2 separate regions of the Homo sapiens genome follow, and region 1 is linked to region 2. A link is a contact called in ENCODE Hi-C or POLR2A ChIA-PET data. All regions are on one chromosome and are shown on one strand. Each heading gives the region's core, a stretch centred on a gene start or an enhancer-like site at or near the end of the contact. The rest is flanking DNA. Distances are from core to core; before and after follow the strand shown. Region 1 holds the start of LL22NC03-63E9.3 (a long non-coding RNA gene). Region 2 holds the start of ZNF280A (zinc finger protein 280A).

Evidence for each region. Hi-C counts contacts between places; a loop is a spot of excess contacts on that map. ChIA-PET counts read pairs that join two places held with the same protein, here RNA polymerase II (POLR2A). Pooled maps may share reads with other maps.
Region 1: a map of K562 shows a loop between it and region 2 (4-fold over the local background). The contact joins the promoter of LL22NC03-63E9.3 here to the promoter of ZNF280A in region 2. A Hi-C loop is called at or near these places in 2 of 168 maps with a recorded cell type or tissue (IMR-90 and K562), 1 of 37 single-sample maps with no recorded cell type and 2 of 50 pooled maps. POLR2A ChIA-PET finds 5 or more read pairs at or near these places in 4 of 52 experiments (A549, K562, SK-N-SH and 1 more).

The regions. Positions count from the first base shown.
Region 1 is chr22:22,557,123-22,560,634 of GRCh38, forward strand. LL22NC03-63E9.3 (a long non-coding RNA gene) reads left to right here and starts at 2,221. Exons shown (of 3, transcript NR_027426.2): 1 at 2,221-2,285. PRAME (PRAME nuclear receptor transcriptional regulator) reads right to left here and starts at 2,143. Exons shown (of 6, transcript NM_206956.3): 1 at 1,849-2,143; 2 at 423-458. It also overlaps IGL. RefSeq lists an enhancer at 2,060-2,354.
Region 2 is chr22:22,518,084-22,521,820 of GRCh38, forward strand. It overlaps ZNF280A (zinc finger protein 280A), which reads right to left and starts at 2,187. Exons shown (of 2, transcript NM_080740.5): 1 at 2,006-2,187. It also overlaps IGL. RefSeq lists an enhancer at 1,827-3,032.

The DNA of each region.
Region 1 (3,512 bases), core at 971-3,470, 39 kb after region 2:
GTTGGTCACAAGTGACCCCTGTGGTCAAGGACCCTGACTACGGTCTTGCAGCGACATTTCTGCCTCTGCTCCCGCCTTCCTAGGACGCCTACGCCACTGCCTGGGCCGTCCCCAACCCCCAGCACCTTCAGAGGGGCCGAGTCCCAGAGCATCCACCGCATTACAAATGCGCACCCACCCTGGAGAGCTCCAACCACGAGCACCGCCGCCTCGGTTCAAGGCATCCTTACAGCCACAACTCCTCAACTGGGGCCAATTTTCCGGGGCAGGCGGCCCGGGGTGACCCAAGTGGCGCACATTATTTTCTTTGGTCTTCAACCCATTTCCAGAGAGAAAACAGGGACCCGGGACAGGGGTGGTGCTGGGGGCACAAGCCCAAGGTCACCCTGCGGGGAAGCGGAGGAATCAGGGCTCGAACTTACGTTTTTCCTCAGAGAGTTCACCACACCGCGAAGTTGCTGGAAGGAAAGAACGAGACAATGGCTCAGCTAAGCGCCCTAGCCGCTGCGTGGGGCGGGGGGGGCGGCGGTGGGGACCGGGGGGCTGGGCAGCCTGGTCTGACCAATCCCCGTTTCTCAGTCCTTCCAGGGCAAAATCTCACGAGATCCAGTGAGGTCGCCCAGAGAGTCGAGAGGGGCTTGTTTTCAAAGACTGGGAGGAGGAGGGGCAGTGGGGGAGGGGCAGTGGGGGGAGGAGCAGAGGAGAAGGGAGCAGGAGGAGGGGAAAAGGGGAGAGGAAGTTGGAGAGCAGAGGAGGCTGGGGGTGGGGAGGAGATGGGGGTGGGGAAGGAGGGGAGATGGGGGTGGGGAAGGGGGGGCGGGAGGAGGGTTAGGAATGGGGGAAGGAAGACAGGGTGGGGGAGGGGTGGGCATGGGGGAAGGAAGACAGGGTGGGGGAGGGGTGGGCATGGGGAAAGGGAGACAGGGTGGGGGAGGGGTGGGCATGGGGGAAGGGAGACAGGGTGGGGGAGGGGTGGGCATGCGGGAAGGGAGACAGGGTGGGGAACCGAGAAGAAAGACAGTGGGGGGGGATGGAGGAAGGAACACAGGGTGGGGTGGGGGGTCGGGATGGGGGAAGGGAAACAAAGAGTGGTGGAGGCGTGGGGATTAGGAACGGAGACAGAGGGTGGGGGAGGGGTGGGGTGGGGGAAGGGAGACAGGGTGGGGGAGGGGTGAGGATGGCGGAAGGTAGACAAGGCGGGGGAGGGGTGGGGATGGGGGAAGGGAGACAGAAGGGGGGGAGGGGTGGGGATGGGGGAAGGGAGACAGAAGGCGGGCCAGGGCGGGAATGGGGGAAGGGAAACAGGGTGGGGGTGGGGATGAGAGAAGACAGAGGTTGGGGGAGGGGTGGGGATGTGTAAGAAAAACAAAGGGTTGGGGAGGGGGAGGGAAAAGAGGCAGAGAGTGGGGGAGGGGGTGGGGATGTGGAAAGAAAGTCAGAAGGTGGGGGGTGAGGGGTGGGGATGGGTGAATACGTGATGGCTGCGGCCTTTCCCACCAGACAGTAGGGTGGGGGCAGGGTGGAAAAAGGGGGTGCGGTGGGCGAATGGAGAGGCAGTGGGGAGGCGGGGGGCTGACTGGGAGTGTGGGACGGGGTGTTCTGGGATCACGGAGACGTCCAAGTCTGGACTCTGTCCTGGGTCTGTGCTTCTGGCGACCTCCCTTTTCTTCAGTGGGATGCGGGGTGCAGGGGCCGGTTCCAGGGTCCCCTGAGCTCAAGTTCTCGCCCCACCCCGCCCCGCAAGTCTAGAAAAGATGCCCCTGGCCTTGGCTGGGTAATCTCTGGATTTACCTACTTCTGTAACCCCCCGGGCTGAAGAGACCACCCCCCGGGATTCAATTAACTTACTCTCTGGAGCGCGCGTTCCTCCCTGCTCCCGGGAGTCGGTTTCCCAGAACTTTCTGAGGCCCGCGCATGCTCCCCTCGACTCCCCGTGTTTCCACTCTCCACAGAAATCCACGCATTCACGCCCCTCCCCTCCCCCGAGCCTGCAGAGGACTCCGCCCTGCTTTCCCTACATTCAGGGCTGCTCCTTTTGTCGCCAATACAGACCTGTTGACAGGTCACGCCTGGGAAGCGGGTGGGGTGTCCCGGAGCGGTGCTGAGGCGCTGCAGGCCCGGCTTCTGGCTGCGGGGGAGCTGTACCCTGAAGCCTCGCCGGAACTCGCGTCTGGGGCCAGCAGGGGGCACTAGAGTCAACAGGGACTGTATGCAAAACCCACTTCCTCCCAGGCCCTCTAGGGGGATGGTCAGGCTTCTGCAGAGATGGGGAGGATCCTTTCCTGGTAAGGGGAGAGGGACGGGCTAGGAGCCAAGCGGAAGGACCCCGTGTTCAAGGCCCTTCAAGGGACGGGACAGGCGAGGAATCTCTTTGAGTCTTTTGAATTGTTTTATCAGTCAGGCCTGGGAAGTACTCCGCCTCCACAAACTCTGTTTTCCTGAAAGGGGTCGGGGGGGGGGACCCCAACATCTCCTGCCACAGGCTATGATGGGCATGGTGGCTAAGAGCAACAGGCCGCGTGGTGAGGCTGGCTTTTTGTGGCTCTGCCCTGCCATTCCCCGAGGCATCCCCATGCCAGTGAACAGAGCTGCGGGTTCCCAGCTGCACAGATGAATGCACGAACAAAACATAGGTCCATGCAAAGGAAGTCATTGCATTGATCCAGATTCGACCTGGGATTGTCGCATAAAACAGGGCTGATAAAAACCGTTGTGTTTTCACCTTCGAAACAGAGACTCAGCCTCCCCCTCTCTGCTTGAGGCATTCAGCAAAGGTTCGTCCTTGAGTGGCTGTGGATGCTCAAGGACTTACGATTTCTGACTTTATAAAGTTTAGGGTGAAAACAAAAAACAAAATAAGAAGACCATTGTTTTAAAGTGGCCGTTGTAGCTAATTATCTCAAGAAAGCAAACAGGCTGGTACTGAAAGTTACACAGGCGGGCGGCTCCCTGGGAGGGTTGCCCAGCTCTCCTTTTCTGAGACCTGAGCAGGGAGCAGCCAGAGGAGCTTGAAGGGATGGTGTTCAGGGCATGGGAACAGGCTGCACACATCTTCACGGAGTACGGTGCTTGTCCAGTTTGAGAAGGGAAAGAAACTGGGGCAGAGGGCTGATGAGAAGGCAGCAGATGGATAGTGCGGGATTGAAAAGGGGATCCATTTGAAGACTGGCCACCATTATTTATTTTCATCATCTGATTGCTGTTGCTCCATTGAGATCGATGCGTGGAGAACAAGTTGGGGAGTGGAACAAATGGCAGGGAGGGGAGAGAAGTGAGTGAACATGACCCTGGTCCAGCCTCATAGGACAGAGCGTGGTCATGAAGTCCACAGAGGAGGACAGGTAGGGAGGAATCATGGCATGGCCAGGTTGTAGGGCAAGAGGCAGAGAGGAGAGAGGATTGTGGAGGATGCCTGCGGAGTGCCGACTGTCAGTCGAGGCTGGTCCTTTATTTATTTATTTTTTTTTTTGAGACGGAGTCTCGCTCTTGCCCAGGCTGGAGTGCAGTGGCGC
Region 2 (3,737 bases), core at 937-3,436:
CCCGGCTAATTTTTTGTATTTTTAGTAGAGACGGGGTTTCACCGTGTTAGCCAGGATGGTCTCGATCTCCTGACCTCGTGATCCGCCCGCCTCGGCCTCCCAAAGTGCTGGGATTACAGGCATGAGCCACTGTGCCCGGCCAATTGATGGCATCTTATAGTCAGTGAAAAATCCTATTTCTTTTTGTAAGCTGACAGCACACTAAACTTGTTTTGTAGTTCTCTAATGGATATCAGCTACATTTTGGCAAACAATGGTTTAAGACAGAAATTGGAAAATTGGCCCTTCCCCTGTTTTTGTACAGTCAGGAAGCCAAGAATGTTTCTTACATTTTTAAGGTATTGTTTTCTTACTTTTTTTTTATTAAGATTTTTTTAAACTTGTACATTTTTAAATTTGGGGGAATAAACATGCAAAAGGAAGCGGGGCGCGGTGGCTCACGCCTGTAATCCCAGCACTTTTGGGAGGCCGAGGTGGGCAGATCACTTGAGCTCAGGAGTTCGAGACCAGCCTGGCCAACATGGTGAAACCCCTTCTCTACTAAAAATACAAAAATTAGCCAGGCATGGTAGCAGATGCCTGTAGTCCCAGCTACTCGGGAGGCTGAGGCAGGAGAATCTCTTGAACCTGGGAGGTGGAGGTTGCAGTGAGCGAAGATCGCACCACTGTGCTCCAGCCTGGGTGACAGAGTGAGACTGTCTCAAAAAAAAAAAAAAGAAAAAAGGAATATTTTGTGATGTGAAAATTATATAACATTCAAAATGTCAGTGTTCACCATAAAGTGTTGTGGAACACAGCCATAATCATTTTTTTAGTGCTGTTGTCCATGGCTGCTTTCACACTTCTATGACACAGTTGAGTACAGTAGTACCCCCTTATCTTTGGGGCATATGTTCCAAGACCCCCGAAGTGGATGCTTGAAACTGCAGATGGAACCAAATTCAATATATACTATATTTTTTCATATATGTACATACCTATGATCAAGCTTAATTTATAAATAGGCACAGTAAGAGGTTAAGCATAACAAAATAATTATAACAATATACTGTAATAAAAGATATGTGAGATAGGGCGTGGTGGCTCATGCCTGTAACCTCAGCACTTTGGGAGGCTGAGGTGGGTGGATCACCTGAGGTCAGGAGTTTGAGACCAGCCTGGCCAACATGGTGAAACCCATCTCTACTAAAAATACAAAAATTATCTGGGCAGAGTGGCGAGCACCTGTAATCTCAGCTACTTGGGAGGCTGAGGCAGGAGAATCACTTGAACCCGGGAGGCGTGGGTTGCAGTGAGCCGAGATCGCACCGTGGCACTCCAGCCTGGGCGGCCAGAGTGAAACTCCGTTTCAAAAAAATAAATTAATAAATTAAATTAAAGGTATGTGAATGCAATCTCTCGCTGACAAAATATCTTTATGTACTGTAGATCTTGGCAACCTTAGCATACGATTTTGTTTTCTTTCCTTATTATGTTAAAAACTTTCCCATTTTCACTTAAAGGAAGCAAGCACTTTACAGCTTCTTTTTGGCATATTTGAATCGCCAGCATTGCTACCCTTGTACTTTGGGGCCATTATTAAGTACCATAAGGGTTAATTGAACACAAGCACTGAGATACCACCAGGACAGTCACTCTGATAACTGCGACCGCTCCTAAGTGACTAAGGTACAGAGAGCGCAGCCAGCCAACAGCATGGGGACTCAGGACAAAGGGAGGATTACCATCCCAGGGCAGGGCTGACTCAAGAGCTTATCACACTACTCAGAAGGGCTGGCGACTTAAAATTTATGTATTGCCTATTTCTGGAATTTTCCAATTAATATTTTGGAACCTCAGGTAACTGAAAGCACAGAAAGGAATACCCTGGATAAGGGAAGACTACTGTAGTTGAAGCAGAGAATTGCAATGCCTAAAATATTTGCCATCTAGTCTTTCACAGAACAAGTTTGCCAGCTCTAGTTTTAGAGGAGCAAAATGAAAGATAGCAAATTTCTCAGCTCACCAGTTCCTAAAGTTGCGAGTGCATCCAGATGATTCAGTGCAGCTCAGTATGTTCCACTCTGGGCCGCAAGGGAAAGCGAAGCTGGAGCTTCCTTGTCTCCACCTCCCGGAGAAATTTGTCCAGAGACCGGCAGCACTGCTTCCGCAGGCGAACAACGCCGCTTGCTCTTCAAAGTCCTTTCTGAGGCCAGATCAGAAGGTCCCACTCCTTTTAAGCCCCTTATAGCCCAATCATTTTTCCAGTCACGTGTCTGAAGCAGTTTATCCTGATTGGATTTTCAGTTGTTGTCCAGCTTGATTGCCAAAAGTTTTCCTCCAATTGCTACTCAAAGGAAAGAATGAGGGTGGGGCTTCAGGGCTGCCTTCCAGGTTGATTGAGCTGGTGATGGGCATCCTCCCTCCTCTCTCTCTTGTTCAGAGTCTACCACTTTCTCTGCAGTGTGCCTGGGCCCTCAGCTATTGGGGATGAGAAGGGATGCGGAGTGGGAGGCAGTCCACATGTCTGTTCCAACAAAGCTCAGAGGTGAGCGAGTTGAAAAGCAGATGTCTTTCCAGTAGGAGCCCCAGGGGACAGGGTGGGTCTCAATCTCACAGCCCTTGAAGACCGAGCTCCCGTAGGAGTTTCCAGGTGTCCAAACAGGGTCCTCACTGTGAGTCTTCAACAGCTTTCTCCAAGCAGCAGCCCACTCCCTTCTTAATCCATTTCCAGGGGTCAAAGGTCTATCCTGGTTCCCTCCCATGCCCTCTCACTTCCTTCCCTCTGTCTCTCCCTCCTCCCTCCTCCTTCACTACCCCCTCCCTGGAACCTTCTCAGCTGAATTTCAGGCCCACCCTTTCACTCTCTTTACAGGCTTTGCAACACAGATTAGAAAGCGGGGGAGGGGGAGCCTCAAGAGTCCCTTGACAGGTAAGAAATATTTATATTTCCACCCCCATTCCAACGCAATGCAATCAAGTCTCAAAATTAAAACGAAAATCATTTGCAAATTAAAATGTTCTAAAGTACCATCTCCTGATAAAACTTTAAAAATACCTTTCTGGGCCGGATGTGGTGACTCACATCTGTAATCCCAGCACTTTTGAAGGCCGAGGCAGCAGATCACATGAGCCCAGTAGTTTGAGACCAGCCTGGCCAACATGGTGAAAACCTGTCTCTTATTCTTTATAAAGTAAAATACAAAAATTTCCTGGGCGTGGCCGTGCGTGCCTGTAATCCCAGGTACTCGGGAGGCTGAGGCAGAATAATCACTTGAACCCAGTAGGCAGAGCCCAAGGTGGTATAAAAGTGTGTGACCCATGGTCTTTATTCTTGTCTAGGGACTGGGGAAAGGCTGCTTGAGGGCATTGCAAGTAGCCAAGAGCATGACCCTGGAAAGGAAGGTGAAATGAGGCCCGCTACTGAGGTACACCTGTAGTCCCAGCTATCAAAGGCTGAGGTGAAAGATCTTTGAGCCCAGGAAATCCAGACAAACCTCAGCAAAATATCAAGACCTCTGTTTCTACAAAAGAAAAAAAATTTTTTTTAATTAGCCAGGCATTGTAGCACGTGCCTGTAGTCCCAGCTACCCGGGAGGCTGAGGTGGGAGGATTGCTTGAACCAGGGAGATCGAGGTTGCAGTGAACTATGATTGCATCACATACTTTAGCCTGGATGGAAGAGAGAGACCTTGTCTCATTCATTCATTCATAAATAAATAAGCAAGCAAAGTGAAATGAAGTGCAAGACTTAGACA